Regions from separate parts of the Mus musculus genome. Here all the other regions are linked to region 1. The links are chromatin loops, found by intact Hi-C in ENCODE. Cell type or tissue: left cerebral cortex. All regions are shown on one strand. Region 1 holds the start of Hgfac (hepatocyte growth factor activator). Region 2 holds the start of Msantd1 (Myb/SANT-like DNA-binding domain containing 1). Region 3 overlaps Rgs12 (regulator of G-protein signaling 12). Region 4 overlaps Grk4 (G protein-coupled receptor kinase 4).

Region 1 (8,000 bases):
TGGGAGGGAGAGAGAACAGGGGTCAGCCTGTGCAGTGAAGCCCACCCCAGACAGAAATCCATAGCAGGCAGTCCCATGAAATGGGTAGAGGGGAGGTAGGTGGCTGGTGGTCTGAGAGACCAGAGGAAGGGCAACAAGATTTCTCTAACTCCTCTTACTTCTTCCCCTTGTGTCTGCCCAGCTCCTACCCTTGACTGGGCTCTAGCTTGGGGCACACAACCTCACCCCCCACCTTGCAGAGGCCCTGAGCTCACCAAGGTCATGGTTGTTGGGGTTGAACACCGAGTACAGGGTGTAGGGCACATACTTCTCAATGCCAAATGTCTGTGTCACATCCGTGGTGCGGTTGAAGAAGTGCTGACCCAGTACCACTGTGATGCTGTCCCTGGGGGGGCTGCACAGGAAGCTGGCAGGAGTGAAACCCAGCCCTCTCCACGGCACTATCAGGTCTCCCCAACCTTGGCCCCTGTACTTTGTTGGTCATGGCCAAGCAAGAGGGTCCCAGCCCTGGGAAAGGTCTGTAGACATTTTCAACCCATGTGACAGTAGAATCAGGACTGACAAGGGAGGCAGAGCCACAGCGACCCTGGCCCAGGAGCCCGAGCTTCATGGGTTTCATTGATAAACCAGTAGAGCCTTCAGACAAGGTCTGCTCTGAGAATAAGTCCCATGGATGGAGATTTGATCTGCCTATATGCTGTGCCTCGGCCTGGCTTGGTCTGGCCTAGAGGATCCTCAGGTGCAAATGCTTTACCCCCAGGGCATGAAGCTAGGAGGAATTGCTGGGCTTTTCTATTCAGTCCAGGTAGTCTCGGTGTCTCAGGCTACAGCCGTGTTAGGTGGAGACAGAGTGGACCTCAGGTCCTCACTCCTAGGAGCCCATCCAGTGAGCTGGGCCTCAGTTTCCCTGGCTGTGCAGTGACTCTAGAGGGTCTACTACATGTTGTAACTGAGCCTCCTGACTCCTTGCCCAGGTAAGTGCCCCTTAAACACCTAGGCACTGACACAGGGTGGTACATGGGGCATGTCTTCAACTCGGGCACCTTAACTCCATCCCACTGCTCAGCTCTGGGAGAGGCAGGGTCTCTGCAGGTGACAGGAGAGTGTTCCCCCACATCCCCGCACAGGGATATAAGGCTAGCTGCAGAAAATGCCCTGCTCCGATGCTCCATGCCTACCTCAGTGCCCAGCACACACGTTAGGCCACAGTGGGACCAAAAGGTGTGTTAGGGGAACAGAAAAAATGGTCAACATACTTCCGTCTGGATGGAAGTATGCTGATGCCGGAGAGGAGTGTGAGTCGCAGGTAGGGGCCCATGGGATAGAATGAGGGTAGGGATATGACATGTGGGTGGCCCCTGAGGAGGTGTGTTCACCTGTTGGCGAAGCAGTGGGCTGCAGACACTACCCAGCAGGTATGGACAAGGCTCCCGGCACAGAAGCTATTCCCAATGTAGATGGCAGCCAGCCAGGGGTGTGAGCCAGGCAAAGATGATGAGCCCCCGATGATGCGTGGTCTCAAGAACGTCCTCTTCTTGTGCCTCTTGCCACAGGTAGGACGCACAGCCGGGGCTGACTCGGGCAGGGCTGCTAGGATCTCCGGGGTTTGGGAGTGGACTCTGGCCAGGGATTCTGGGAGTGGAGGTCATCGGTTCATACCCCTGGATTCCCCTGGAGACAGGGAAGAGCCAGAGGGGTCCTACCTGGACCCATAGCCTACTTCCTCAGGCCTGAGGCTCTGAGCAGCCTGAGGACCTGGGAGCCTTTGTTCCCTACTCTACAGATGAGGACAGGTATAATGCAGACTGCAGGCCTTGGCAAGGCCAGATCACCTGCTACAGAGTAAGCCCTGTCTCTCAATGAGACCCACTTCACATCCCAAATGGCTGGATATTCCCAGCATGAGAGCCTTGGGGTCCAGCCCTCAGAGCTGACCACCCTAGCAGGGCACCACTGAGTCCCCTCCACTGACCTGTCTGAGAGTCCTCAGGGAGCACCACCCCTCTGCCCCCAACCTATCAGGGTGCCCGCACCACAGGCTGTCAGGCGGCAATACTCCCACGACAGTGCGTTGTCCTTCACCACATAGCACCAAGGCCTCTCATCCTTGTCTGGGTTCCTGGAAGCAGACAAGGGAGTCACACCATCACTCTCCCTAGAGGACCATCCTAACACCCAGAGCTATGTGCTCTCTCTGCAGACCACGGTGGGCACACATGAACCCACCATCCCAAGAGGCAGAGGCTAACAGCCATCTAGGCACTGTTGTCCCCTGCAGAGTCTGGGAAGACCCTCTGTCCAATCCTTTGCTTATGCAGAAAGAGTATGTATAGCAGCCATTAGGTGCTGACCGGCAGTAAGCGTGAGGGCCCAGGCCAAGCAGGACAGCAGCAGCCACTGAGTCCACGTGCAGCTCCTGGTAGAGCAGGTCAGAATTCCAGGCCAGGCAGCTCAGGCCCGAGGCAGCGGTGCTGGCCACGCCTCGGTACTCTGTACCATTTCCCAGGAAGCAGTGCTCTGTGGGAACTGCAGGCACAGTGGTTGCCATGAGGCCAGGCCACAGCAAGGACCCCTGAGACCATTTCCCAGGGCTGTCCCATAAAACTGGAAAGAAAGTGACTCACCAATGTTACAGAACCGCCCAGCATAGCCCAACGGGCAGGTGCAGACGCTGGTCCCTGTGCCCACAATCAGGTGGCAGGTGCCTCCGTTCAGACATGGGCTGCTCAGACAAGCTAGGGGAGAGTCCGGAAGCCAAACCTGGTCTCCAGGAACTCACGGAGGGGACAGAGCTGAGATCTTTTCCCGTGCCACTGTTGTTGGGTAACCTTATCTTTACGTGAGGATGGAGCATCTGCCTAAAGGACTTGGCTCACTACCCCCATGCACCATGGAACCTGACCTCCCTGAAGTTGGCCATGACATACCTGTGTGGTGGGTGTCTTCACACCGGGCCTGGCCCTCCATACAGCCACATTGCTCCACATGTCCCTCGCTCACACGGGCCCAGTGGTCGCCCACCTCAAAATACTCATAGCGTGTTTCATCAAAGCATTTCTCTGTGAGTCACACAGTGTTCCCACAGTGCCCGTGCAGGTCCCCTCCCCCAGGTAGGCACTACCCACCCCAGGCTGGACTCAGCAGCTGCTCTCCCAGCCTCCTAGAATGGCCCCACTCCTGGGTCCCCGAGGTCCTCTCACCTGTGCCACAGTCCTTGCCTGTGAAGGCCAGCGGGCAAGAGCAGTGGTAGGACCCATGGTCATGTGTACTGGAACATGTGCCCCCATTGAGGCAGGGCCCAGAGGCACAAGGGTCAAGGATAGCTGGGTACACACAGGAGGGGATATGATGGCTATGACAAGAGTCTTTGGAGCCCCTCCATACCCTCTTGCCTGCCAAGGCTCTCTGTGAACGCTATCTATCTTCTCTGGGTTGTTGAGTGAGCAAGTTCCCACCTCCCAGTGACCCCCCCTCACCAGGACTGGAGAAGGTATCCCATGGTTCTGCACTCTGCTCTACACATCTCTCTATACATGCTCTGCCAGGCAACGGGGATCCCTCTCATGGCACACCCACAGGTTTCATGGCTTGCTCTTTTGGACTCAGGGCCTGTTCAAGGGACTATGTATGGCTACATGGATAGATCTCACCACAAGAGGGAGCCCTGGTATCACCAATGATCAGCAAAGCCATCCAGGGTCTAGGAAGGCTAGGTCCTGTCTGGGAGAAGCACCCTCTGCTGCCCTCTGGGCTGGCAGCAATTTTGCCCCTAGATATCTCTGAACTCAAGAAGATCAAACTCAGAGACACCCCCCCCCCAAACTCCATGCAGAATCCTTGCCCAGGTCACTAGTATCCTCACCCTGCACACTGACCCCTATACTCCTAACCCAAGCACCCTGTCAAAGCCTTTCCTGGGGGCTCAGGCTGGCCCTTTCACATATCTACCTGGACCTTCCACAGGCAGGGTCACCTCTGCACAGTAGCCCCAGGCCCGGTCTCGGTCATAGTTGTGTGTTGTAGCGCACCTGGAGGGTCGAGTCAGAGGATAAAACTGAGTCCCTGCCCAGAGCCCCACCCATCTCTGCCTGGGCACCCTGGAGCCCCTGTTCACTAAATGTACCTGCTGGGCATCAAGACCTACTAGCTTCAGGGTTCATGAGGGTCCACAGTGGGAACCTGTGTAGGTTCCTCAGCCGCTACCCCACTCTGGGACTCACCACTTCCTGTAGGCACTTCCCTCAGAGGTACAGGAGTGCAGCATGCGGCCACCGTAGCGGAAAGGGAACCTGCACGGCTGCCCAGACTCGGTGAGCACTGTGGAGGGGTGTCAGGGATCAGGCATCCCACTGGGTACTCCACCCCTACCCAGGCCCCACACCTCTTTAGCTGCCTTCCTGTTACAGTGTCTCACCTACCTTGGCCCCCAGGGGGGCTGCTGCTGGAGGGAGGAGGGTACCTCTCACTTTGGGGTCCCTCAGTCTCTGCTGCTGGAGCACTTTCTGTTGAGGTGCTGACATTCCCAGAGATCACAGGGATCGTGGGGGTCACGGGGGTGGCTGTAACGTTAGGTCCTGGGGGCTCTGTGTGGTTCTAGGAGCCCAAGGGGCCACAAAGGTGTCAGTGTGGAATAGTCCTTCACACTTGGACTCCACCAGTCGGATACACCAGAGACCTGAGACTCCTTAGGGCAGGTCCAAGAGGCAGTGGGTGTCCCCAAGACCTCCTCTGGCCTTTCCTTCTGAATCTGAGTGATCCAATGTGCTAACTTAAGAGTCACAGGGCCCCAGGTCACCCTGGTCCTTGAGATTCAGTCCTGGGGGGCAGTCCTGGGGTGGACAGGAACAGCTGAAGCACTCTGAGGTCTCCTACACCCCATCTCAAACACTGGAATGCAGCAGAAGCCCCAGGACCCCCCCCCCCCACTCACTCACGGGGCCTGGGCCACACAGTGGCAACAAGAGGATCCTAACAAGTTCAGGCCCAAGCACTACAGACCAGCCTAGCCCAGCACCCCATATCTCAGTGCAAAATGACAACTTCCACTCCACTATGCCACCACACTGGGTCCCTAGCTCACTCTGGGGCCCTCTTTCTGACCTCTCTCTTCCCAGGAACCGAGTGTGCATAGAGAACCCTTGGCCACATGCAAGGGAGAGGGGCAGTGCTCACCCTGCCAGCCTGGGGCTGGGCCCCCCGAGGCACCACCAGCAGCAGCAGGAGCAGCAGGAAGGGACATGGCCTGGGTAAGGGACAGAGGCTAGAGATCCAGGCCTGTCGCCCCATGGCTCCTCCTGAGCTGGCGTGAGGTGTAGCAGGAACAGAGTAGCCAGGGAACGTGGCCAGGGCAGGTGGGGTCAAGGCTACATGATAATGATTAACCCTGCCACCCACTGCATCCTGTTAGGCTCCTCCACAGCCATAGCTCCACCCTGCTGCCACAGCTCTGCCTGCTCTGCTGGGGCAGCTGTTGTTCTCTGGCAAAGGCTACAACTGCTCCTCGGCCCAACACAACCTTCAAGTCTCAGCCTCTTCCAGGAAGTCTTCCAGTGTGACTTGGGCAGGTCAGAGCCAGGCCTCCCAGGCACAGGTGCTGGCCATATTGCTGGCCACTCCTGTCTATGAGCCCTTTACAGGACCTGCTGCATGCAGGAACCTGGGGGTTCCAGTTCTTCCCAGCCAGCTACTGACTCATGGTGGGGGTGATACAGTCCCCAATCCACAGATGTCAACACAGGGTGGAGGGTACCCCCTCTACCCATTGCCACATAACAACTCAAGAGAGGTAAGGGTTGCTCCCTGGACCAAGTGCTGTGACCAGTGCCTGAGAACAGTAACTCTCTTTGCTGGTTTGTCTACTTGTCCTAAGCCTGGGGTACTCAGGACCCCCAGAATTCTATCCTTACCAGACAGCCTGGGTACCAGCAGCCCCCCAGTAAGCTTTCCCAGTCTGGTTACCTGTGGGCATAGCCTGCATGCCTTCAGTTGGGCAGGCTATACACAGAGCTTCCCTGTGGCTCCAGGCAGGCACTGGGGGCCCTAGGCAAACTGGAGTGGCCACCTCATACCCATAGCTCTAGCTGTCTTCTTGGGATCTCTCCAATTCCTGAGGGAGGGGGACAGGGCCAGTGGCAGGAAGGCTCCACTGGGCACAGTGGGTACAGTGGGCAGGAATGAGATCACAGTGACCCCCACCATAAATCTCAACCAAGCCCCGCCCTCACCAATGGCCAAACAGCACCCAAGCTTGCCAAAGTAGGTGCTAGAAGCATGGTGGGGCATGATGGGTACCAAAGGCATGGTGGTTCATGGCCAAGTGCGGGTATACAGTGGTGTCTGAGCATTGTGGTACTGAGGAAACAGTGGTGCTGGCGCACAGTGGGTACCAGGCAGATGCTATGAGTGCTAGGACATTGCGGGTGTTGGGAAATGTTGCTGCTGGGATGTGCATGATGAGGTGCCTCAGAGAAGACGCTCTCTGAGAAACCTTTCAGCCAGTCCATCTTCAATTCCAGGGAGAGATGTAAGATTAGCAGCTTGGCAGTTGGGCCATCAGTGTTGGGGCCTCTGCTCAGGCATCCTGGGCTTGTGACAGTGTGTCTTACAGGCTCAGCCCAGCACCACCCTGTGGTCCTTCCCCTCCTGCTTCTCACTGATGTCCTGCCATATCAGGACTTCTCATTCTATAGCCAGATTCACTCTGGTCTCAGCCTCAGACACACTGGCTCTTGCCTCCCTATAGAACTTATCTACAGTCAGGTTTTAGTTCAGATGTCCCCTCTCTAGAAGCCCCCTGGGTCACCTGAGTGAGACTAGGGAGAGGGGCAGGGCCAGTGGCAGGAAGGCTCCACTGGGCACAGTGGGTACAGTGGGCAGGGATGAGACCACAGTGACCTCACCATAAATCTCAACCAAGCCCCACCCTCACCAATGGCCAACCTCAGAGAAGACAGAAGACACAGATGTCCAAAAACCCCAGGTCATCTGCAAGGGACAATATGAATGGACAATGTTGGGGTGTGGCTGGCCTCAGTATCCAAGATGGTCATAGAGCCCATACATCTGAGGATGGGAGGCGATCCCATCCTTTAGCTCCCAAGCACCAAGCTATCTCTGTGCAGCCACCCTTGTCCAGGAACCATTTCCTCTCTGGAAGTCTTTCTTCCTAGGGCCATCTGCAGGGGTAAGGGCTCCAAGAGGATGGCATGTGACATCGGCACTCAGCACAATGCAGTACATGGCAGGTCTTCAGAAGCATTTTATTGGGCAAAGTCTGAACACCAAGGCGGGCTGCTATAGAGGTGTCTAACCCAGCCCCTGGGATGAAGTTGTCCCCTCACTTCCTAGTTTGGCTCCTGGCTTCCTATTGGGGCCGAGGTGGCTCTTGGCTCTTCCCAGGCTCCTGCCGTCTCAGAGTCATGAGCTCCTCAAACATCCATATAAGCATGGGAGTCAGTACATGGAGCAGTAGGAATTGCAGGTCCAGCATAGCTTCAAACAAAGGTGGCATGGTGTGTGCTGGTCTTGGGCTTTGTGGGCTCACCTGGGATGGTGCTCAGGCCAGGACCATTTGGTAAGGAGGGTCCATTGGCTTTTACCCTCCTTGGACCCAGCTGTACCCCGAGAATGCTGCCTCCCCACCCAGGAGACACACCCGAAACGAGGTCCACATCGATGATCCTGTTGACCGGGAGGCCTCCGCTGACTCGGGCCCCGCCCCCTGTCATGGGGAGAAGAGAAGCTGTCACCTGCTTGCCTCAGCCCTGGGTTGCCGAAACCCACCCCAGCATCCCTGCACAGACACCAAATCCACTCCAGACAAGGTGATCTCCAGCCATAGGCCATGGACCTGGATAGGAAGGCTGGGGAGGTCAGAGGGCCAACCGTCCACCCATTCGGGCCAGCCATCATGCCTAGCAGGGGCTTCCACAGACAATTCTCCTCTAACTGGTTACCTCATGATGAGTGGCTCTGACAGCTGGCAGTGCCACAGTCTAGCT
Region 2 (8,000 bases), 130 kb after region 1:
TAGTCTCACTGGTGTCTGAAGATGGAGAGCTGGCTGAATGAGCCCCCAACACAGGTACAGCCAATAACAAGGGGCTGCTGCCCAGGACAGACTGTGGTTCACCAAAGCAGAGGATGGCCTTGGGGAATAGCATCAAGGGCCTAGAGGGCTCCACCACATAGCATGACTGCATCAGAAAGCAGAGGCAGGTCACACAGAACAGAGCAGACTGCTCTGAATGAATAGCAGGCACCATCAAGCTACCTGGGGACACAGGGAAGGTGAAGTTTACCACCATTAGTGCCATTTCAGCCTTCTATACTGGCTCCTCCTCTCCAGAGAACCCCTGCCCCTGCATTCTCTGCTTCACTTAAGCTGGCCAACTCCTTGGAGAAATGAGGACTGTCTTGTCTCCAGTGTGGGGGCCTCATGTTGTATTCCAACAAATCATGGTCCATGGGACCTAGCTACCTGGTCATATTTCCTTTAAGTCAGAACCTTAATATATAAACAGCTCTTATAGAAAAGAAAAGACTGCTGTGAAGTCAGGAATGGGCAGATAAAGAACTGATCAGCTATGAGAAGCCATGGTCTGCATGTGCTTTGTAAGTTGTGAAGTGCCATGACTCCTACCCCTAGACTGCAGTGGCTGATCTTTCCATGTACTCTCATCTCCTGGCTCACAACCACCTCTAGGAATGGAGACAGAATCCCTCCCCTAGGACTCTGAGGGAGGCTTTCAAGATAAATAATGAATAATACAGTTAGACAAAGGGAAGCTAAGGAAAACAACCAGCGGTGCCTCATCTCCCCCAGAAATCCCTTCTTCCTCCAGCACTGGGACAGGATGATGGGGCGTGAGAAAGCCAGGCAAGCCTTTGCCATCGGTGCTATCTTCATGTGTTCATGTCTGTTCCTGCAGGCAACAGACTTGGTCTCAACTCTCTCCTCATCAGACAGAGGCTTCCATGTAACACCAGTTACAATAAATGACTCTGATGCCAGCAAGCCTAAGCAACTGCTAGAGCCGCGGGTTTCTGCTTTCAGGCTCAGCTGTGGACCAGCACTGGGGGTCAGAAATGAGCCATGGACAAGACAGGTTTGAGGCCCTCTCTCTTCTTCCATGGCCCTTATAAGTCAAATCAGTAGTTAGAGATGGAGTTTTAGGGTCTCACAGTCTGTCCAAGGTCTTGTCGGGCCTTATCTCCCAGGGGCACAGGATTCATGGGCCAGGCAGGGGTTCCCCTCCCTTTCTTGGGGCATCTCTTTACTGATGAGGGCATGAGAGCTCTTTTCTTCCATGGATTCTGGCTGGGGACCTTACAGATATGCCTGCAGAGCAAGGTCTGAACCAGCCTCCCTATCTTCCCAACTCACCAGATGAACTACTAGTACATCTGTGAGCCCCAGATAGCACCTCCTATCATGGGATCTGAATGCGATCTTAGGCAGCCCCAGGCCCAGACTGTCTAGTCTGCCTTTTGGGGAAGTACTCTTTACTGTCTGACCTTGATACTCTTCAACTTCTCCTGTGACATGCCCCTCATAAGGGCCTCGTGCACACAACCTTCACTTTATGTTTTGACCTTCATCTTACCCTCTCTACTTTTTTGTGCCTCCAAAGTCCACAATCTCTAGCCCATCCATGATCCCTGCCCTGCACTCGACTCTACAGAGAGGTCAGACCCACCACAGCTACTCCATCCTGAATGCCAGGGATGCTCCAGGCTGTGAACTGTGTATCAGTTCCCCCAGGCTCTCCTTTGGCTGCAAGCTAGGACAGTCAAACTGAGAGGCAGCAAAGTCAGATACACAGATGGGGAGACCCCAGCCTAGAGTTGTGTGCTGCCTGGAGAGCCCCCTAAAATCCTATCTTACCAACCCTGAAGCTGGCCCTGGGCTGGGCTCACCTAGTTCTCGTAGTCTCAGGGTATCGGGGTGAGCCAGGCCTGGGAGTCAAACCTCCTTTTCACTCTAGCTTCAGTTTCCATACATGAAACAGGAACCCCATACCCTGCCCAACTTGGGTACTTGTGGTAGGTGGGACAGGCAGAACCAAGCCTAATTGGTGCCCTGTAGTCCCAGTTGAGGAAGCAGGGTCATAAGATCTGATCTATTTGTCTACTGCTGGGGCGTCACGGCAGGTAGGAGGCAGGTCTAATGTCAGCCTTAGAACCATCCTCACAACGATGCTGCTCCAGCCCTAGTCCCACAAAGTCTATCTGAGGATGCTCTCAGCCTTGCCACTTGAGAGTTAATGATCAGTTCTTTTGCTTGTGGGCCTCAGTTTCCCCATCTTCCCAATGGTAGGCTACACAAACGGTTTTGGAAGGCAATCTTGCCAAGTGGAGTTCTGACAACTAGCCCAGACGACACACACCCGCCCTGCCTCAGAGCACAGAGTGCCGAAGAGTGGAGCAACCTTGCCCGGACCCTCTCGAGACCGTCCCACGTGCTCACCTGTACTGGAAGGTCATGTTGGTGATTTTGATCTTGATCTCCTCGCCTAGCCGTCGCTCCCCAGTCATCTCAAAGAGCTTGCTGGCCATCTTCTCGTACACCTTGGCATTGCGCTTGGTCTGCTTGAGCTCATCAAAGAACTCCTCCCAGACCAGCATGAGGCCGCGCATCTCTGCATCTGTCCAGTTGCGGGCCCTCCGATGCTTCTCCGTCTGAGGAGACACAAGGTAGCCAGGCACTTCGGCTGCTGCCATGTTGGAGGCACCTGCAGGGTTAAGGATGGCACTCAGGCAGGGCCTCAGGCCTGGCCAGCGCACCATGGGCGAGAGGCAGTGCGCTTGTTCACTCGCTTGCTCGAGGCAGCTCCACGCTCAAAATGGGGCCTACATCTGACAGGCAGGAATTTAGTTAAAAGCTTTTAAACGGGAAACGTCATTTTGATGTCATGTTTCCATAGCAACAGAGCAACTGCATAAGCTACAACAACAGAAACCTTTTAACTGAAAGCACAGGAATCAGGGCCGCACTAACGGGCCATCAATATTGCAGTGAGAGGCTGTACCCAAGCCCACTGTGGCTCCCAGCCCTCCTCCCACCCTGCTGGCCCTCTAGGCCCCAGAAGAGACTTGCTTTCACTGTGCCTGACAGGCTCCTACATGGGCATCTAGGCAGTAGTCCCTACCTCAGCCCCACCTGATTTATATAGGTTAGAGTCCAGGGAGGCCCAAGATGGGCAAGTAGTATGCTGAGACATAAGGTGCAGGGTTACAAAGGAGGTGGAGGCCCTGATACTGCCTTGATGGCTGTTCGTGTGGTGAGGTCCTTGCTGAGAGGTCACCCTCTTCTCAGAGGCCTGCCAAGCTTTACTGAAGCCGGTCCTCATAGGGCCCAGCCTTCTCCCCATTGACTCTGCTTCTCTTGTTTAACTAATGCAACCCCCTGGGTGTCAGGTTGTGTGGGTGCTGGGAAGCCAGGCAAGTCAGAGCTAGACCTTGCCTAGCCATGCCGGCCTGAAGGACACAGATGTTGACCTTCAACATGGGGAGAAGCATAAGCACAGCCCTGACGGAAGGGGCAAACCGAGCTGAGCTGAGGAGGCCCCTCAGCTGAGGAAAAGTGGCTGCAGTCAGAGGGTAACTTCAATGTCCTGAGCAGGGCTAGTCCTCAAGAGACACAGCAGTGTTGGGGTGGGGACAGGCAAAACATCAAGAGGAAGGGTTAATATGCCCACAGGGCTAGGCAGGGACCTCAGGCTGAGGAGGCAGCAGAGCAAGAATGTAGAATGTGGAATCCGCAGAGGGGAAAGTTACCACAGGGCATCAATAGCTAACATCTGGAAGGCAAGTCACAAATGAGACTACATGGACCTAAGACCCTCATGCTAGGCTGGCTGTTGTGGACACACAGTCTAGTCTGATCCTAGACTCTCTGGGCCCAGTACTCTATTGGTAGTCATGCCTGGTCTCCAAACAACTAGTTAAAACTCTCTGGTCAGCAGAACAACAGTGGTCTTTGTTGGCTTTCCCCCTGCCTGATCAAAGATAGGAAGAACTTAGACTGGAGAAAGCAATGTCTCTGGGCTTCCTGTGTCCACTGTAAGGAGCATAGTCAGTAACTTACTGGGTAGGGGGAGTGACCTGAGTTTCAATCCAAAATTAGAAATGAAAAGGAGGCAGAGGGTTGCCCCTGGAGGTCTTGCTGTCATTTCATAGGTTCAGGTGAATGTCAGGCTTCCTCTCTGAACCTTGGGAGTCATTTTGGGACTTCCTACTGCTGAGCTAGCAGACAGATACCCACGATTGTTCCATTTCTCCTAAAAGAGTACCCAGAAGGTCTGCAAAAACTCCTCTTCCTGCCAAAGTCAGATAGATACTGAGCATGCCAGGCATACTACTGGCCTGCTGGTTCATTGCTGCCCCCTAGTGCTGAGCATGGAACCTGGGTCTGGTTCTCAGAGCTCAGTGCCTAGAAATTACCTCCTTCCTCCAGGAAGGACCCCCTGTTCTTTAGGCTCAGAAGATTGATCCTTGAGGAGCAAGGAACTAGGAACCTGCCCTACTGCCTCCACAGACAGCATCTCCAGCTAACAAGGAAAGACAAGACAAGCACAACCTGGGGCCTAAAAACTCAGTATGTATATACTAGGCTGGCCCTGTCTCTGCCTCCCGAGTACTGGAATTAAAAGTGTATTGTCACTATGCTTAGCTTCAAGCTGCTAGCTTTTAAACCTAGCTCTGTGTGACCTTAGCAATGGATTCCAGCCTCAGTGTCCTCATCTCTAAAATAACAAGAGCCGGCTAAATGACTATAAATGACTTAGCAAAATGTTGGCCTAAGGGATATGGGGAGATCCTAGGTCCTCATCCGCCATCTCTTAGTCCTTTCTACAAATTTCCTTAGAGTGTCTGGAGTGTTCAAAGCCAGACCAGTGGCTATCTGTTGGCTAATGGATATCACTGCCATTACTCAAGGTCCTATAGTTAGATGGCTGAAGAGGAAAGATCTATAACAGCTGCTTGCCCAAGTTCCAGGATATAGAAGGCACCAGAGCCAGCCTGGCAGGAGCTACTCCATACCAACATAACACTTTGGTTGACACCTAGATGGGGGTAAGATGGGCTCCCACCTCCTCTTCTCAGGCATGTGGGCATCAGCAGTCCCAGGTACAAAGTGGCCTTTGTGGAGGCACCTCCTAGAGCAGAGTCCTTGCCTGGCTTCCATGGACAAGAATGAACAGGTGTTTGTCCAAGCCTCAGCTGCCCCTACCTAGGGTGGGACATTTCCTATTTCTATTCAGGGTAGAGTTCCATACCTTGACACAGCTGCATGGCCTGCTAGGACCCTCAGTTGTCACAGGATGAGAAGGCAGGAGGCTGAGGACTAGGTCCCCAGTAGAACCTGAAGGGAAAGGGGGCAGGTCAGCTTTAGAAAGTATCTCTTAAGAGAGGCCAGGCACTCTGAATGGGGTCAAGACTGGTTCTGTTGTGAGCTGGCGAAACCTACTTAGGCTCCCTGGGTTTGGTTTCCCCTCTACATAATGAGTGTGGGGCAAATCTGAAACTTGTATTTATGGAACCTGTTCAGGATGCAAGAAACCAGGCCTGACTAGGGTGATAGCAGCCAAGCTCAGCCTATATTGATAGAAGCCAGAGTAGAAAATGACCAGTTTTAGTGGGATGCCAGGTAACTTTTGAGAGAACTGAGCCTGTACTGGTGGGAGAAATTTAGGGGTTGAAGACTTGACAAAGGCCTGGAAGTGTATGAAATGTGTGTACATGTGACAGTGGCTAAGTACAGCCTTGACTAAGGTAGTAGGACATGGGTCTAGGAAGCTTTGGAGCACTAAGGCGTTTGAACTGCTCTGGGTGGTTAGTGAGGCACAGCTTATCTCTGTGGTGGGTAGTGAGAGGGATTATGACCTACCTTAGAATTGGATTGTCACAGCAATTCCTGGGGCCTTACAACCTAGCCTGGGATAGAGGCCTGGGCAGCTAGGTAGTTTAGCTTGCACGTTAGACGTTGCTATCACACGTCAATAAGGAGTCCAGACTCTTAACCTTTGACACTCTGCCTTTGTGGCCAGCTCTTCCCACCCCAGCTATGTCCCAAATGTCCACCCTGAGCTTGAAGTGAAGCAGGCATCTCTTTCAGGACCACAACATGGAGGAAGATGAGACTCAGGCTTTCAGGGCTAAGGATGTGTGTGGATCCCAGGAAGGTCTCAGTGATTCTCAAGTACCTGGGTCCACCTCTGCTCATGAGCCTTCCCTGGGCTACCCAAGTAGGTCTTCTTGATTTGGCTGAGCTTTGCCACCTTGTATGGAGGTGAGGCTCACATCCTAGGAAGCCTGGATATAACTCCAGGAAACTTGGACCCTGTCCACTCAATATGTGGACACATATGGCCACAAATGGCACACATACCATGACTACCCATCCCCGTATTCAACACAATCAGGCTGCTTCTTCAAGCTCCTTCAGAATGCTTTTTGGAAAAACTGGAGACAAACACCACAATGAGGCTGAGGGGTACCTCAAGTCATGTGCTCCTACATTCCCCAGGCAGGAGGGCTGGACTTGCTATGGTGAGGGCTTGCGTTCTGCTTTAGTGGCTAGAAGGAATAATGTGCTGCCAATACCCCAGGGAGGCTTACCTTATCCTTTCTGGAATACCACCCATGCCTGTTAGGTCAAAGGTCTGGCTATCCACCAGGAGGGCAGGGGTACTTCATTTTCCTGAAGTGAGCAAAACTCAAGTGTTGATGAAGATCTTTTTGTTTTTGTTTTTGTAGACAGGGTTTCTCTGTATAGCCCTGGCTGTCCTGGAACTCACATTGTAGACCAGGCTGGCCTCAAACTCAGAAATCCCTCCCAAGTGATGGGATTAAAGGTGTGTGCCACCATGCCCGGCGTTGATGAAGACCTTAAGGGCAATATCACCGTAGTCCTAGAGAGGACTGCTGAGGTAGATTCAGGGAGTTGAAGCAATAACATCCATGCTGCCATCAAATGCTTGAGTTACTGGGCAAAGACCTAAACATGGTGGGGCACCTACCAGGCCCTTCCTGCCAAAGGTTCATTATCTTGTACAGAGAACAGACCCTGTGCCATGTCCTAGAAGGGATAGTGGCATGCACTGGGCTCTATAAGACTCCCAAGAGTTATCCTGGCACTAACGTCAGGGTCTGGTGGGTTGAAGGATCAGGTAGACAACTCCTGCCTCACAACTGAAACTTGACAGGCCTTTAGAAAGTGTTCCCCAAACAGCCTTGTTCCTGCAGGTTGGTGGATGAAGTACCTGCATTTCAGGTTTAGCCCAGATACTAAAGAAGGGACCTGGTAAGACAGGCAATGTCATAGACAACCTAAAAGAAGTTGTAACCTACAAAGGACAGGGTAGGTGTTGCAGACACAGCAGGACAAAGGTGGTAAGACCAGTCATGTTGAAGGGCAGAAGAGGATCCATGTGGATCAGGAGCATGTCCAGAAAGGCAGAAGGGCTGGTGGAGAGCATGCAAAGACTCCAAGGACTACTAACTGTGTCCTGTGTGAGGACAGAGCCTCACCACCCCTCTAGAACCCTGGAGCAATGTGTGGAAGCTGAAACAATACCTAGGATCTCACACGACAGGCTTAAAATGCCAATAACTATGAGAACTTGGCACACCATATCTCCCAGACAGGGAGACCACTTCAATAGGGTCTGCGAATACTCCTAGGCCTGGTCCCAATTCCAGGCACACAGTCTCATTCTATACCTAGTATTGCCTGATCTTTACAGTGTCAAGATGGCTGCTGGTAGTATCCTTGCCCCACTGGAGATAAGCAGGATGCTCTCCTCAAATGCTAGAAAGGAGGTTTTATAAGTAAAGCAAGCCTCAAACAGCAACAACAGGTGGTTTAATCGCTTCTTTAATTCAACTGTACAATATCTGCAATTTAAAAATTTTAAATATACATTTCATGTCAGTCCTTCCTTTTGGAAATGGACAGCCAGGTCTAGGCTGGGCTCCGGGGCACACCCATCACAGCCCTCCTAGTTCCCAGTGAAGCCCATGGCA
Region 3 (8,000 bases), 57 kb after region 1:
TCTATCTTGATCGTCTCATACAGAAGAGTCATTTATATATAAATCACCCTGTGAGATCATTTTTAAAGCATTTCCTCTACAGAATCTGAAGAGCAACACTGGCTGACGGGGTAATTTCTCAGCACAACAGCTGCAAAGAATTTGTGTTTTAGTGGCGTGGTATGGTTTGCAACCTTAATTACAGTTGCCGCTGATTCTATTATAAGCCTGCTCCTTATGCACGCGCTTCCTCCGTGGCAGCCAGCAGGATCTAGTATGTTCCTAAAAACCCCTCCACCTCCACGCAGCATCTGTGAAACATGATTGGTTGCATTTGCTTCCCAAGTATGAACAACCCAAGAGCGTATGAACCTGATGGATCCTGGCTTGTGAAAGGAAGAAGGCGGAGAGAAAGTAGTGCTATAACCTGGGTCCCACTGCAAGATTACCTGCCACTTTCCTGAGACTCAGTGAACCGCTCACCCAGGTGCCTCCAGGCTTTGTGGTTTGGCCAAGCTGGTCCCACAGTCCTCCATCACCCTTGAGTGACCGAGTGACAACCTCAGAAATTACAAATGAAGTGCCTTTGACCCTTAGGCTGTGAGAAGCCTTGGGTCTGCGTCACGCCACCAGATGGAAATCCCTAGGGCCAGACTCACCTTTGCTTTTCCTTGAGAGAGACGTGTGTGACCACAAGGCAACACTAAGGACTGAATCCACAACACCTTGCCTTCCCTCCCAAGTAGAAGCTGGTGACAGCTGGTGACAGCTGGCCAGGATGAGAACTGGCAAAAGCTCAAGCTCCTCAGACCAATGGCTTCTGGGGGACTTGCAGCCATGATCATAGGAACAAAGCCAGCAAAAGCAGCAAGGGGTAGGGATCGTGTGCACCACCCTCACCCCAACCCCAGCAAAGGTGAGGATGCTAATACCTTACAGGGGTGAAGCCGACAAGGGCAGTGGCTTCCATAGCTAGAGATGATGCAGATGGCCTAACCTTTACAGAGCTGCTCCTTGCTGAAAGGGAGCACCACCTCTGCTCTGTTGGGAGCCTGGAGACTCTGAGCCTGGTGATCTGTCCTTTGAGACTGTCTTAGTCAGGGTTTCTATTCCTGCACAAACATCAGGACCAAGAAGCAAGTTAGGGAGGGAAGGGTTTATTCAGCTTACACTTCCACACTGCTGTTCATCAAGGAAGTCAGGACTGGAACTCAAGCAGGGCAGGGAGCAGGAGCTGATGCAGAGGCCATGGAGGGATGTTCTTTACTGGCTTGGCTCCTCTGGCTTGCTCAGCCTGCTCTCTTATAGAACCAAGACTACCAGCCCAGAGATGGCACCACCCACAAGGGGACCTCCCCCCTTGATCACTAATTGAGAAAATGCCTTACAGCTGGATCTCGTGGAAGCATTTCCCCAACTGAATCTCCTTTCTCTGTGATAACTCCAGCCTGTGTCAAGCTGACACAAAACTAGCCACTACAGAGGCCAATGACAGCTGGCCACAGGGCACTGGGAACTGTCTCTATGCCAGAGAGTCTAAGTGGCCTACGGCAGTCAGAGTGACAATTGTCTGAGGGCCTAGCACTAATCTATAGTTTGGGGAAAGGTGCAGAGGGCAGGACATCCTAGTCCACAAGCCCTCCAGACCCTAAAACCATCTATGAGTGATCAACATGCACATGAGCCAGGCATGGTTAATGTGCACAGAAGAACCTGCTGGGACCTTGGGAGGCCACCCAGCCATATAACACTTAAGAACCTTATGCAGAAAGCTAGATGCTTACTCTTATCATCTCAAACAAAGGCCTGCATCCAGGTGTGTTCAGTCAGGAATGAGAAGGGAAGAAAACAATGGGGTCTTTTTGTATGGATGCTGTGGTTCAGACACAAGCAGCCTGGGGCCTTGAGGGCGCATCCTCTCCTCTCATACCTGCTGTCTGGCCTGGCCTCTTAGCTGATGAGGTCATTAGTCAGGCTGAGAAGAGTCTCTTCTGAGGACAGACCTTGAAGAAAGCAAGGCCAACACCCAGGACTCTGCTGTCCTGTTTCCTAACCCACACGTGCTCTGAGAAAGGGCTGATTAGCTGCCTGCCAGATCAGGGCCAAAGGGTGACAGATAACAGTGGTTGGTGGTGGCCAGAGTCTCATGTGCCTTCCTTCCTTCTTCTGCCCACCCCCAGTGCTGTGGGATTGTTTTCAAGCCTGGGCCCAACAGGCCCAGCATAGCTCTCACAGATAGAAGCCTCTGGCCAGTTCAGGAACAAGAAGCCAGTAAGACATCAGTGGAGGGCCTCACCAAGACAGTGAGATGTGAGCAGAAAACATTGGACACCAGCTCAGAGTGAGTGAGTCTCTCTCCACTCTCCAGCCCAGGCCAGCCACTTCCCACACCAGCTACCTGGAGCCCAGAGAAGAGTGGAAGCCATCATCTGGCAGATCAGCAAGTGCATGTGGGATGGGCTCCCGCCATGGTGTCAGATGGATACTCAACCTAGAGTACTCAGAACACTGTCACTTGGTCAGACAAGAAGTGCCTACTAATTGCCCACAGTGCCCAGGAACTGCCTCACCAACATCCCTGCCCCAGAGCCAGCACTTGGAGAAAAGGATGCTGGAGTCCACAGGATGTGGTCAAGGGTCTAGACAGAACCACAGGGAGAAGAGGAAGGTGACAGCATTGTAAGTGAGCAAAGGACCAAGACCAAGCAGATGTTAAGAACCCATGGGAGGCGAGCCCCAAAATTCTAGTGAGAGCAGAGGGCTTCCCCAGCCTCCCACTCTTCATCCAAGCATCACCCACTGGACAGCTGGAGAGACCAGCCAGGCTGAGTCCTCTCCACCTACCAGCACCATCAGAGCGTAGCCTTACAACCCTCAGTGCTCCCACCATTGCCCACTTTGCCAGAGCAGGCCTAGCTCTGCCCTCCACCACCTTTAATTTAAAGTATAGTGTCTTTTAAAAAAATAATACATAAGTATAAATTTGGCATTACTTGAAGTTAGACAAAAAAAATTTGTCTATCTGTCTACCACCACAGCTTGCACCTGCCCTCAGGTTCTGTTGGCTGCTGTATTCCCAGAGCTAAACAGAGTGTAGAAAAGGAAGGGAACCCAGTGAGCAGTAACTGAATGAGGAAATACTCCAGGCAAAGAGAACCCCAATTGTGTCTCCGAGTAAATAAAGAGTCATACAAATGAAGAGAAGCTAGGACTATGAAAGACCAAACGAAGCAGTATTCTAAAACTTTCTCTGAGAATCAGGAGAGGATGGATTAAAATATAAAGAAAAAGAGTTTATTTTGAGCTGTCTGCAGAGCAATCTTAGAGAAAATGACAGCTCTGCAACCACCAAGTCTCAGGTAGGGGAGGCTACAGTGGAAGCAACCAAACCCACGAAATGTCAAGAAGGCACCTGCCCACGAGTCCTGTCCTGGCTCTCACTTGGAGTTTTTGCATGCTTTGCTAGGGATTGTGACTATGGTGAGCAAGAAGAGTGGCTGGGTCTGCAGATACTATCTAAGCACCCACTACCTGGAGGGCCTCCTCCCACTACATCTGGAGCATAGGACTACTTTGGATGGAGGCAAAACTGTGACTTGAGCGCCCCCTGCTGCCTGGGAGCCTGCCATTGTCAGTACCTGAAAAACAGTACCCATGTCAGAGTAATTAATTCTGTGGCAACTCCAGCTCAGGTAAAAGAGATCAAACCAGCTCTTCCAGCAGTGTTCTGCAGGGCACCAATACAAAGGACAGGTCCCTTGAGTCTGGAAGGTCAAGGAGTAGGGGCTAAAACATGGGCTTTACCCAGGGACAGAGATCAGGTATACAGGACAGGCAGTGCCGGCCCACAGATAGGAAAATGTGGGAGCCAAAGGAAGATCAATGTGCAAGCAACAAGAGATGGTTTAGGGCCAGCCAGGCTACTCAGTGAAACCCTGTCTCAGAAAGCAAAACAAGGGCCAGCAAGATGACTCAATGAATAAAGATACATACCACCAAGCTTGCCGAGTTTGATACCTGGAACTCACACAGGAGGAGGAGAGAACAGAATCCCACAAGTTGTCCTCTGACCGCCACACTCACGCTGTGGCACAAGCATGCACACAAGCACACACGCACATGTACACACATGCACAAATGTGGGTCCTTCCTTCCTGCACTGCCCTCCAGGCTGGTTCCCAGGCCCCAAGCCAGCTGCCACTTGTTGGCAACAGCCATCCTGTGGAGTTAAGCTGCACCCCTACAAGGAGGATTGTCCCAGCTGGGCTTATGACAGTTTATATACTCTCATGGAGGGTCGGGGAGGGTCACAAGCCCCCTCACCTGAGTATCCAGTCTCTCCCTAACACGTGGTATATGTAACTGCTGAGCTGTACATGGCCTGAGGAGGAGCTAGAGTATGTAGGCTAAGGATGTTGAGATGAGGGGAGGGAGCTTCATCTATGAACTATGGGGAAGACCTTATCTTTGCTGAGTAGTTTTTTCAGGCATGGCCTGTTGAGGGAACTGTAACTAACCCCTTATCTATGCTCTGTAAGGAGGTCTGTCTTAGGGTTCCCATTGCTATGATGAAACACCATGGCCAAAGCAACTTGAGGAGAAAAGGGTTTATTTGGCTTACACTTCCATATCACTGTTCATCATCAAAGGAAATCAGGAAAGGAATTCGAGCAGGGCAGGATCTGATGCAGAGGCCATGGAGGGATGCTACTTACTGGCTTGCTCCTCATAGCTTGCTTGGTCTGCTTTCCTATAGAACCCAGGACCACCAGCCTAGGGGTGGCACCACGCACAGTGGCTGAGCCTCCCCCCATCAACCACTAATGAAGAAAATACCCTCCAGGCTTGCCTGCAGTCCACTCTTCTGGAGACATTTCTCACTTGAGGCTCCCTTCTCTCTCATGACTTTAGCTGTGTCAAGCTGACATAAAATGAGCCAGCACAGAGCCCAATAAGCTCACTGGTTCTCCAGAGTGGGTGTGGAGGGAATCTGGCCTTGGACTATAACTAGAACCTCAGGAGAAGGGGTTAAATCATGTTTACATCTCCCTCTGGGAAGGAATTTTAACACCAACATCATATAAACAGTGTGGGGTGACAGGTGGTTGGAAGGACAGGTGACCAGCACCTGCAGTGTCTTGAGAGGCACAAGTGACCAACATGCAATCAGGACTTGCCTGCTAGGACAATGTCCTTAGAGTCATCCTCACACCCTTATGGTCTTGGACACAATACTGGCATCTTGCTAAGGAAGAAATGCTGCCATTCCTGCACAGCAGCAATTTTGCCACCTCCATATGGAGTAAAGACACCTGGGTCTCCTGAGTATGTACTAAAGGGCCTAGTACCAAAAGCTCAGTATGGGATCATTGGGTGGACTCAGAACAAGGCAGATAAACAGCCAGGAGACCTCAAGGTATGGTGACTACTGTAGGCCCGAATGTCAGTGTGATCAGAGTCAGGCCTTGGAGGATGACAAGGCTTCCCCCATACTTGCACGGTGATCCCACAACAGCTACAAGACTAAATGCAGTGTGAGCAAAATCTCTTATTTCCCCAGTGCACAAAGAACTATGATTTTCAATGCAAGGTGGTTCCTGTCCACCTCTTCAGTGCCAGAGAACATCACAGTTCAACTCATGGAAGATCAGTCAAGGAGAATTGGAGATACCCAGACACACAAAGCTTTAAGGGACATAGGCTTCCCATGGGAGGTCTATACATCCCTTCTGGCTGCTCCCTGGTTATGCCTCCCTCTCCCAACTTCAGGCTCTGCTGAGGCTTCAGTTCTGATTTCTTCCTGGGGCTGGTCCTGCAACCTCTCATCACCTGGGCCGGAACAAAGCATCAGTCTTCAGGACCAGACCTGCTCCAACCATGAGGGTCCTGTGTACAGGCGGCAGTGGTGGTTTTCTCTCCTGGCTGTCAGCATGCCAGGCTAAACACCACCAGCGGGGCAGCTGCTTCAACCTAGGTTTCCCCACGTCTTCCCTTCCTGTGTGGCGCAGTGGCTCTGTCTGTTTTGCTTCCTAGTAGCTGCAGGATTTTTGAAAAGCAGCAAATCCATACATGAACAAAGGCTCCTTAATAAATTATTAGAGATGGCTGGCCCCACCAGGAAGAGCTTTTCATAAACACTTATATCCCCATCTCTTCACCCCACAAACAGCAAAAGCCAAAGGCATGGATCCTGCTGCAATCAGGATGTAGCCAGTTAGGGGGCCTGATGTCTACTCAGGTAGCTTCTCCTCTGCAGGAATCATACCACCCTCCGTCTCAGCATCCCACTGCTCAAACTGCCACCCAGCCTTGGGAGCTAACCTGCAAGCCAGGCATGGCAAGACTTGGCTGAGCATCAACAAACAAACAAATAGGCTATGAAGATGGTTCAGTCTCCATAGTAAAGTGTTTGCCTTGCAAAGCACAAGGACTCAAGTATTTTTTTTAAAGCCAGTGATGTTGATCTGTTAAGGTGCTATATTGGGAGGCAGAGAAAGCAGACCCCTGAGCCTGAAGCTGGTGGTCAGTGAACAATGGATGAGTAACAGCACAGCACCTGAGGACGGCCTCCAGTCTCTACAAACAAGAGCACACATCAGCACCTAGACAAACACAAAACAAACACAAAGCCTGAAGCTGGTCTTAAATTGCAATTACCTTTGAGTGTGTGTGTGTGTGTGTGTGTCTGTGTATGCCTGTTCACGCATGCGTGCTGAGATGGAACCCAGAGTTTTGCACATGCTAGGCAATTGCTAGTCCAGGACTCTATCACTGAGCCATAATCACAACCCTGAATTACTTTATGATTAATTTCTCTTCTAACATCTGGCTCTCTTTGATGACAAGCACTGGACACTTTCCATCTTAGCACAGCGCAGCATGGTAAGAATGCTTGATGCCACAAGTACTAGGACTTAAGAACAGGCTAAGGAGACAGAGACTGAGACAGAGAGTGGCATCCATGGCTTCCAAATTCCTTTACAGAGCATAGGCATACTCACACTGCATACGCTCAGGCTTAACACAGAGCAGCCTCCCCCCTGCCCCTTACAGCTCCTAGGAGGTCTGCAGGCCCACTCCTGTGTGCCCTCTACCAGGCTGAAGCCCCCAGCTCACCCCATTTACTCTGCCAGATGATCTCACTCTTCTCACAACGCTGCATCTGAAAGACAGGCACACTGGGCATATACAGAAGAGACTCCAATGCAGCCCTAAGGGCAGTCTGCAGGCGCTGCCTCAGACCTCCTCTAAGGCCCTGCTTTCCTTCCCACCAACCCTCCTTACTCCCTTCTTCCCTAGAATTGAGACTAGTCTGTCCAGACCACTCCCACCGCCTCTCTGGCCTTCACCTCACCCATCTTCTCAGGCATACCTGCAAAGTCTGACCTAGCTATGTCTTTGCCTCCTCAGATCCACACAGAACAACCACCAGCTCGGGGACAAACACAAAACTATGGCACCAACTTAAAGATGGAAAACTGATTTGGGTTCACAATTTCATAAGTTTTAGTTCGTGGACAACAGATGCAGAGGGGTATGGAAAAGCGAAGTTCTGCACTTCACGGGGGCCAGCAAGAAGAAAGACTGAGAAAGAGCCAGGAGAGGGAGAATGAAAATGGAGAGCAAGAAAGAGAGGGGGAAGGGTGGGACAGACAGGGAAATCAAACAGCTCCTAAGGATTCATCCCACATGTGACTGGCTCCTCCAGCTAAGCCACACCTACTCTAAGTCCCACCCACTGTGGCTAAGCCCCACTTCCTCCAGCTAAGCCACACCCGGTAAAAATCCTAGCACCTCTTAAACTAGCACCAAGCACCAAGACATAGGGATAAAAATCTTCAACCCATGAGCTGGAGGGTGCATTTCAATCTCAATCCATACCTAAAAATGGTTAAAATGGCAAGCTGCATCATGTGCATTTTCCCACAATAAAAAATTTAAGTACAGATCTTTTCTCCTCTTGGCCCTTTGAATTTCCACAAAAATTTTATAAAAATAATCTTAAATTCGGTAAACACCTG
Region 4 (8,000 bases), 350 kb after region 1:
GTTATCTGCACAAAACCTTCACAGGATCAAGTCAGTAAACCATCTAGCACAGAGAGGAAGGGGCTCACAAGTTCCCACCCTAGATAAGGAGCTATTGACCTTTGATAGCTTCTGAGGGAAGAAGACAGAGTTTTCATTAAAGGTGTGGTCTTTGATAAGTCAAGCATACTTGATATGGCACACATAGTGGGTTATTTTTTTAAAAGACATGAAGTTAGGAAGAGGTAGAATGTGAGAGTTGGATCTGGGAGGAATTAGAGGGAAAATAGGAAGTAAATATTATCAAAATACACGATATGCATGAATGAAATTCTCAATTAATGAAAATATTACATTCAGGAGAAATATTTTCTGGGCATGGTGTCACACATCTTTATTCCCAGAAAGCAGAGGGTGGAGGATCTCTGTGAGTTCAAGAGCAGCCTAGATTACAAAGTTCTAGGACTTTCAGGACTATTTACGTACAGAGACTCTGTCTCGAAAACCAGAACAAAGAAATGATTAAGTAAATTTCATCTTATATATTTGAAATAACAGTTAAAATTACATAGCAGGTTGATTCTGTTAATACTATTTAATAATAAACTCTAAGTAGAGATGCTATTTTCAGTGTTTCCAAAACTTCATATTAATTTTCACAGAAATGAAAAGATATCTTTCTAAACATCAGTGAAAAGAGAAGAAATGTTAAACTAAAATCCAACCACAGGCAGGGCAGTGGTGGCACACGCCTTTAATCCCAGGACTCGGGAGACAGAGGCAGGCAGATTTCTGAGTTTGAGGCCAGAAACCTGATACTAAACAACACAAAGGATTTTTGTTGTTGTTGTTTTGTTTTTTGAGACAGGGTTTCTCTGTGTAGCCCTGGCTACCCTGGAACTCACTCTGTAGACCAGGCTGGCCTCAAACTCAGAAATCCGCCTGCCTGTGCCTCCCGAGTGCTGGAATTAAAGGCGTGGGCCACCACCACCTGGCTGACAAAGGATTATTTTTAAGAAGAGGTAATAAGGGTGCAAATTTACCAGAGGACTCGGTGCCTTGCTAATTTAATACTTTAAACATAGTATATAATAGGAAAGTTCACTTTAATGGATGGAAAGAAAGGTAGATTTTGAAAATTTAGAGAATTCCCACTTCTCAGCTACAAAGTTACAATAATCAGAACAATGTGGTACTTGGGCAGAAATAGATATGTAGTGGAATAGAAAGATGATCAGAAGTTTGTTTTTTTTTTAAGTACACCTATTCTTCCATGCTAAAATATACATTTACTTTGGTAATTTTAAAAAAGCAAGGCTGAAGAGATGGCTCAACAGTTAAGAGCACTGGCTGTTCTCCCACTCCTGGGTTTAGTTGTCAGCACCTACATGGTGACCCTCAGGCATCCATAGCTCTAGCTCCAGAGGATCTGACACCCTCTTCTGGCTTCCATAGGCACTATGAACACATGTGGTATACAGATATACATACAGACAAAGTACCCATCACATAAAATAAAATTTTACAGCTGAAGAGATGGATCGCAGTAAAGAGCACTGGCTGCTCTTGCAGAGGACCCAGGTTTGGTTCTCAAAGTCCACATGGTAACACACAACCATCCATAACTCCTGTTCCACGGGGTACAACACTCTTTTCTGAATTCTTGCATCAGGTACACATGTGATACACATATAGGCAAAATACTCAAACATATTGTTTGATTTTTTTTTAAATTCATTTTATTTATATGAGTACACTGTCACTGTCTTCAGACATACCAGAAAAAGGCATCAGATCCCATTACAAATAGTTGTGTGCTCTTAACCACTGAGCCATCTCTCCAGTCCCCTTGATTTTTTTTTAAACTTTGCAGTTCTTATTGCTTAGTTATAAAAGTGCCGTACATAAGCCGGGCATGGTGGCACATGCCTTTAATCCCAGCACTCGGGAGGCAGAGGCAGGCAGATTTCTGAGTTCGAGGCCAGCCTGGTCTACAGAGTGAGTTCCAGGACAGCCAGGGCTACACAGAGAAACCCTGTCTCAAAAAAAAAAAAAAGTGCCATACAGCCTGAGTATTAGAAAGAATATCTAATGATGAAAGCTGTATACTTTTGGCCATTTTGCTTGGTTCTACATCCATTTGGAGTATACTTTTTTCTTGTGGTGTGAGATAAGAGTACCACTTCATTTTTTTTATGTGAATTTCTACTTCCAGCATAATTTTTGAAAAGACTATGCCTTCTCCTTCTGGGTAGTCTCAGTAGCTTTACAATAAATCAGTTAACTGTAAGCTTATTGGTTTACTTCTAATTCTCAGTCTACACCACTGACCTATCAGTCTCTATCAAAGTACCACATTATTCTTGATTATTGTAACTTTTTAGTTGAGAAATATGAATTCTCTAATTATGTTCTTCCCCACCCCAAGGAATACAACTATTTGGGGTCTTTTAAATATACATTTGCATTCTAAACTCAGTTTGCTGATTTTTACAAAAGGAGCAGATCAATTTGATGGGGCATAGAGTGAAAACAAAGAGCAATTTGCTAAGTATGGACATGTTAACAATATTAACATATCTTTTGATCCGTGAACATGGGAGGTTTTCTCATTTAGATGTTCTTTAATTTTTTCCATGTTTCATTACTGAATATATAAATGTTGTATTTACTCTACTATATCTAAGCATTTTTTCATTTTTTGATGAAACTATAAATGCATTTTCTTAAAATAAATTTTGTTATTTGCTAGTATATAAAATTACAACCAAATTTTGTATAACTATCTAGTACCTATGAGCCTTGCCAAACTCATTTATTAACTCTAGTAATGTTTCTTGATTATGTAGATGTAGATTCCTTAGAATTTTCTCTCTATAAAATTATATCACCTCAAATAAGATAGTTTTATTAATTCCTCTCCCATCTGTATACATGCACTTCTTTTTTAAATTATTTTTTGACTTAAAAAAAACCTATTTGTTTAATGTATATGAGTACACTGTTACTGTCTTCAGATACACCAGAAGAGGGCACCAGATCCCATTACAGATGGTTGTGAGCAATCATGTGGTTGCTAGGAATTGAACTCAGGACTTCTGGAAGAGCAATCATTGCTCTTTACCACTGAGCCATATCTCCAGCCCCCAACCTTTGTTTTTTAAAACCAGTAGTGTTTGGTTTTACCTTCCGTCTCTGAGATATATAACTCTGGTTTTTGGTTACTGTGATGGTTTGTATATTCTTGGACCAGGGAGTGGCACCATCTGCATGTGTGGCCTGGTTGGAATAGGTGTGTCACTGTGATTGTGGGCTTAAGACTTTCAGCTCTGCCTGTGCCATGCCTGCCTGGATACTGCCATGCTCCCACCTTGATGATAATGGACTGAATCTCTGAACCTGTAAGCCAGCCCCAATTAAATGTTGTTTTTATAAGACTTGCCTTGGTCATGGTGTCTGTTCACAGCAGTAAAACCCTGTCTTAACAGTTACTGAAGCAGTGTCAGGCATGGATTCCCTCTTGTGGAGTGGGCCTTAAGTCAAATAAGTCAGTGGTTGGATACTCCCACAAGTTTCATGCTACCACTGCCTAACCATATATATATATGTGTGTCGATTGCCGATGTCAGTCTGAGGTACTTGTGATAATAAACCAGATCCCAGGCTCACTCTTCTATGTATAGAACTGGGTGGAATTTTTGTTCATTAATTATGGTTTTTTTTTCCTTGTTTTTAAAATCTATTTGGAACATTAAACATGACAGAAGTAGAAAAAAGGGCTGGAGAGATAGCTCAGTGGTTAAGAGCACCAACTGCTCTTCTGAAGGTCCCGAGTTCAAATCCCAGGAACCACATGGTGGCTCACAACCATCCGTAATGAGATCTGACGCTCTCTTTTGGTGCATCTGAAGACAGCTACAGTGTACTTAGATATAATAAATAAATCTTAAAAAAAAAAGAATTAGAAAAAAATCTCTTATGAAGTCCTCTATGAATGGAAATTGTGAAAAGTTCCTGATTAGACAGAAACTGTTCCACCTCCAAAGGAGAATTTGCAGTATAACTGTGGCTTCATAGAATGAATTGGGTGGTGTTTCTTCTATTTCTATTTTGTGGAACAGTTTGAAGAGTATTGATATTAGGTCTTCTTTAAAGGTTTGACAGAATTCTACACCGAACCCATCTGGTCCTGGGCTGTTTGTTTGTTTGTTTGTTAGGAGACTTTTAATGACTGCTTCTATTTCTTTAGGGGTTATGGGACTGTTTAGATGGTTTATCTGATCCTATTTTAACTTTGGTATTTGGTATCTGTCTGGAAAATTGTCCATTTCATCCAGATTGTCCAGTTTTGTTGAATATAGGCTTTTGTAGTAGGATCTGATCATTTTTGAATTTCCTCAGTTTCTGTTGCTATATCTCACTTTTCATTTCTGATTTTATTAATTTGGATACTGTCTCTGTGCCTTCTGGTTTGTCTGGCTAAGGGTTTATCTAGCTCATTGATTTTCTCAAAGAACCAGCTTCTGGTTTTGTGGATTTTTTGTATAGTTCTTGTTGTTTCTATTTGGATGATTTCAGCCCTGAGTTTGATTATTTTTTGCAGTCTACTCCTCTAGGGTGTATTTGTTTCTTTTTGTCCTAGAGCTTTCAGGTATGCTGTTAAGCTACTAGGTGTATGCTCTTTCCAATACCTTGTTAAAGGTACTCGGAGCTGTGAGTTTTCTTCTAACCACTGTTTTCATTGTGTCCCATAAGTTTGGGTATGTTGTGGCTTCATTTTCATTAAATTCTAAAAAGTCTTTAATTTCTTTATTTCTTCCTTGACCAAGGGATCACTGAGTAGGGCATTGTTAAGCTTCCATGTGTATGTGGGCTTTCTGTTGTTTTTGTTGCTATTGAAGACCAGACTTAGTCTGTGGTGATCTGATAGGATGCATGGTATTCTTTCAATCTTCTTATATCTGTTGAGGCATGTTTTGTGACCAATTATATGGTCAGTTTTGGAGAAGGTAGCATGAGTTGCTGAGAAGAAGGTATATTCTTTTGTTTTAGGATGAAAAGTTCTATAGATATGTTAAATCCATTTGGTCCTTAACTTTCACTGTGTCTCTGTTTAGTTTGTGTTTCCATGATCTGTCTATTGCTGAGAGTGGGGTGTTGAAGTCTCCCACTACTATTGTGTGGGGTGTGATGTGTACTTTGAGCTTTCTTTTATGAATGTGGGTGCCCTTGCATTTGGAGCATAGATGTCTAGAATTGAGAGTTCTTGGTAGATTTTTCCTTTGATGAGTATGAAGTGTCCTTCCTTATCCTTTTTATAACTTTTGGTTGAAAGTTGATTTTATTCAATATTAAAATGGCTGCTCCAGCTTGTTTCTTGGGGTCATTTGCTTGGAAAATTGTTTTCCAGCCCTTTACACTAAGGCAGTGTCTGTCTTTGACACTGAGGTGGATTTCCTGTATGCAGCAAAATGTTGGGCCTTGTTTATGTATCCAGCCTGTTTGTTTATGTCTTTTTATTGGGGAATTAAGTCCATTGATGTTAAGAGATATTAAGTAATAGTGATGCTTCCTGTTATTTTTGATGTTATTTTTATGTTTGTGTGGCTATATTCTTTTGGGTTTGTTGAAAAATTATTACTTTCTTGCTTTTTCCTACGGTGTAGATTCCCTCCTTATATTGGGTTTTCTATTCATTATCCTTTGTAGGGCTGGATTTGTGGAAAGATATTGTGTAAATTTGGTTTTCCCATGGAATATATTGGTTTCTCTTTTTATGGTAATTGAGAGTTTTGCTAGACTGGCATTTGTGTTCTCATAGGATCTATATAACATCTGCCCAGTATCTTCTGGCTCTCATAGTCTCTGGTGAGAAGTCTGGTTAATTCTGATAGGTCTGCCTTTATAGGTTACTTGACCTTTTTCCCTTACTGCTTTTAATATTCTTTCTTGTTTTGTGCATTTGGTGTTTTGACTATTATGTGACAGGAGGAATTTCTTTTCTGGTCCAATCTATTTGGAGTTATGTAAGCCTCTTGCATGTTTATGGGCATCTCTTTCTTTAGGTTACGGAAGTTTTCTTTTTCTTTTTCTTTTTTTAGATTCATTTGTTACACTCCATATTCCATTCCCTGTCCCTCCCACCCCCCACCCCACCTGACCTCTAAACTCCTCAGGGCTGGAGAGTGTCATGAGGGTTAGGTGCATCATCTCTGAATGAACACAAACCTAGACATCCTCTACTGTATGTGTGTTGGGGGCCTCATATCAGGTGGTGGATGCTGTCTGTTTGGTTGTCCAGTGTTTGAGAGATCTTGGGGGTCCAGATTAATTGACACTGCTGGTCCTCCTACAAGGTGGCCTTCCTCCACAGCTTCTTTCAATCTTTCCCTAAGACAACAACAGGGGTCAGCTGCTTCTGTCCATTGGTTGGGTGCAAATATCTGCATCTGACTCTTTCAGCTACTTCTTGGGTCTTTCAGAACCAGTCATGATAGATCCCTTTTTGTGAGCACTCCACAGCCTCAGTAACAGTGTCAGACCTTGGGACTTCCCCTTGGACCTGTTGCTGGGCCTTCTTTTCTTCAGGCTCCTCTCCATTTCTATCCCTGTAATTCTTTCAGACAGAAACAATTATGGGTGAGAGTTTTGACTGTGGGTTGGCAACCCCATCCCTCACTTGATGCCCTGTCTTCCTGCTGGAGGTGGGTTCTATAAATTCTCTCTCCCTACTGTCCCAATCTCCTATTTTCTGAGGTTGCCTGTTTATATTCTTTCTGCTAGCCCTCAGGGCTTCATTTCTTTTCCCTCACCCAATATCAGATCAGGTTCCTCTCTCACCACCACCTCCCCACACTCCCCGAACCCCTGTCCACTTTTCCTCCCAGGTACCCCCCCTCCGCCCCCAACTTGTGATTGCTTTCTTCTCTCTCCCAAGTGAGATTGAGGTGTCCTCACTTGGGCACTTCAGCTTGTTGAGCTTTTTGAGTTCTGTGGACTGCATCTTGGGTTTGTTTTATGGTTTTGTTTTGTTTGTTTGTTTGGCTAGTATCCACTTATTAGTGAGTACATACCATACATGTCCTTTTGGGTATGAATTACCTCACTCAGGATGATATTTTCTAGTTCCATTCTTTTGCCTGCAAAACTCAGGATGTCCTCATTCTTAATAGCTGAGTAGTACTCCATTGTGCAAATGAACCACATTTTCTGTATCCATTCTTCTGTTGTGGGACATCTGGGTTGTTTCCAGCTTCTGGCTATCACAAACAAGGCTGCTATGAACATAGTGGAACATGTGCCCCTGTGGCATGGTGGGGCACCTTGTGGGTATATTCCTAAGAATGGTATTGCTGGGTCTTCAGGTAGATCTACTTCCAATTTTCTGAGGAACCTCGAGATTGATTTCCAGAGTTGTTGTAACAGTTTGCAATCCCAGAAGCAATGGAGGAGTGTTCCCCTTTTCCCACATCCTCACCAACATGTGCTGTTGCCTGAGGTTTTTATCTTAGCCATTCTGATTGGTGTAAGGTAGAATCTCAGGTCGTTTTGATTTGTATTGCTCTGATCACTAAGGACTTTGAACACTTCTTTAGGTGTGTCTTAGCCATTCCAGATTCCTCAGTTGTGAATTCTCAGTTTGGTTCGATACCCCATTTTTTGATTGGGTTGTTTGGTTTTTTGGTGATTAACTTCTTGAGTTCTTTATATATTTTGGATATTAGCCCTCTATCAGATATGGGGTTAGTGAAGATTTTTGCCCAATCTGTAGGTTGCCGATTTATCTTTTCGAGTATGTCCTTTGCCTTACAGAAGCTTTCCAGTTTCATGAGGTCCCATTTATCAATTGTTGATCTTAGAGCGTGAGCCATTGAAGTTCTGTTTAGGAAATTTCCCCCTGTGCCAACAAGTTCAAGACTCTTTCCCACTTTCTCTTCTATTAGATTCAGTGTATCTAGTTTTTTGTTGAGGTCCTTGATCCACTTGGAGTTGAGTTTTGTAGAAGATGACAAAAATGGGTT

Evidence for each region. A loop is a pair of places that touch in the nucleus more often than their neighbours do. Peaks named below come from ENCODE experiments on the same cell type or tissue, not always from the same donor. Only the 100,000 strongest peaks of a DNase experiment are listed, where the experiment ranks them.
Region 2: it touches region 1 in a loop (8-fold over the local background); 35 of 42 quality-filtered maps call a loop at or near these places.
Region 3: it touches region 1 in a loop (7-fold over the local background); 25 of 42 quality-filtered maps call a loop at or near these places.
Region 4: a loop joins it to region 1, with 3 times the contacts of the local background. A loop is called at or near these places in 5 of 42 quality-filtered maps.

The regions. Positions count from the first base shown.
Region 1 is chr5:35,038,883-35,046,882 of GRCm38, reverse strand. It overlaps Hgfac (hepatocyte growth factor activator), which reads right to left and starts at 5,374. Exons shown (of 14, transcript NM_019447.3): 1 at 5,173-5,374; 2 at 4,419-4,593; 3 at 4,221-4,317; 4 at 3,949-4,028; 5 at 3,201-3,323; 6 at 2,928-3,059; 7 at 2,625-2,735; 8 at 2,352-2,526; 9 at 2,034-2,119; 10 at 1,377-1,632; 11 at 255-394. The coding sequence starts at 5,286. It also overlaps a transcript of Rgs12 not described here. In left cerebral cortex, a CTCF peak has its summit at 3,642 (motif pointing right); a DNase peak (open chromatin) is centred at 3,648.
Region 2 is chr5:34,912,355-34,920,354 of GRCm38, reverse strand. Htt (huntingtin) reads right to left here. Exons shown (of 67, transcript NM_010414.3): 67 at 7,821-8,000. Msantd1 (Myb/SANT-like DNA-binding domain containing 1) reads right to left here and starts at 4,440. Exons shown (of 3, transcript NM_207277.1): 1 at 2,440-4,440. The coding sequence starts at 2,759. In left cerebral cortex, a CTCF peak has its summit at 4,361 (motif pointing left); DNase peaks (open chromatin) are centred at 2,904 and 4,350; H3K27ac peaks cover 575 bases.
Region 3 is chr5:34,981,641-34,989,640 of GRCm38, reverse strand. The region is part of intron 3 of Rgs12 (regulator of G-protein signaling 12); the gene reads right to left. Among named protein-coding and RNA genes, the nearest start is that of Mir3097, 35 kb to the left of the region's middle. In left cerebral cortex, a CTCF peak has its summit at 3,596 (motif pointing left); DNase peaks (open chromatin) are centred at 208 and 3,576; H3K4me3 peaks cover 293 bases; H3K27ac peaks cover 197 bases.
Region 4 is chr5:34,685,090-34,693,089 of GRCm38, reverse strand. The region is part of intron 4 of Grk4 (G protein-coupled receptor kinase 4); the gene reads right to left. Among named protein-coding and RNA genes, the nearest start is that of Grk4, 29 kb to the right of the region's middle. In left cerebral cortex, a CTCF peak has its summit at 3,005 (motif pointing right); no DNase peak of the experiment used is centred here.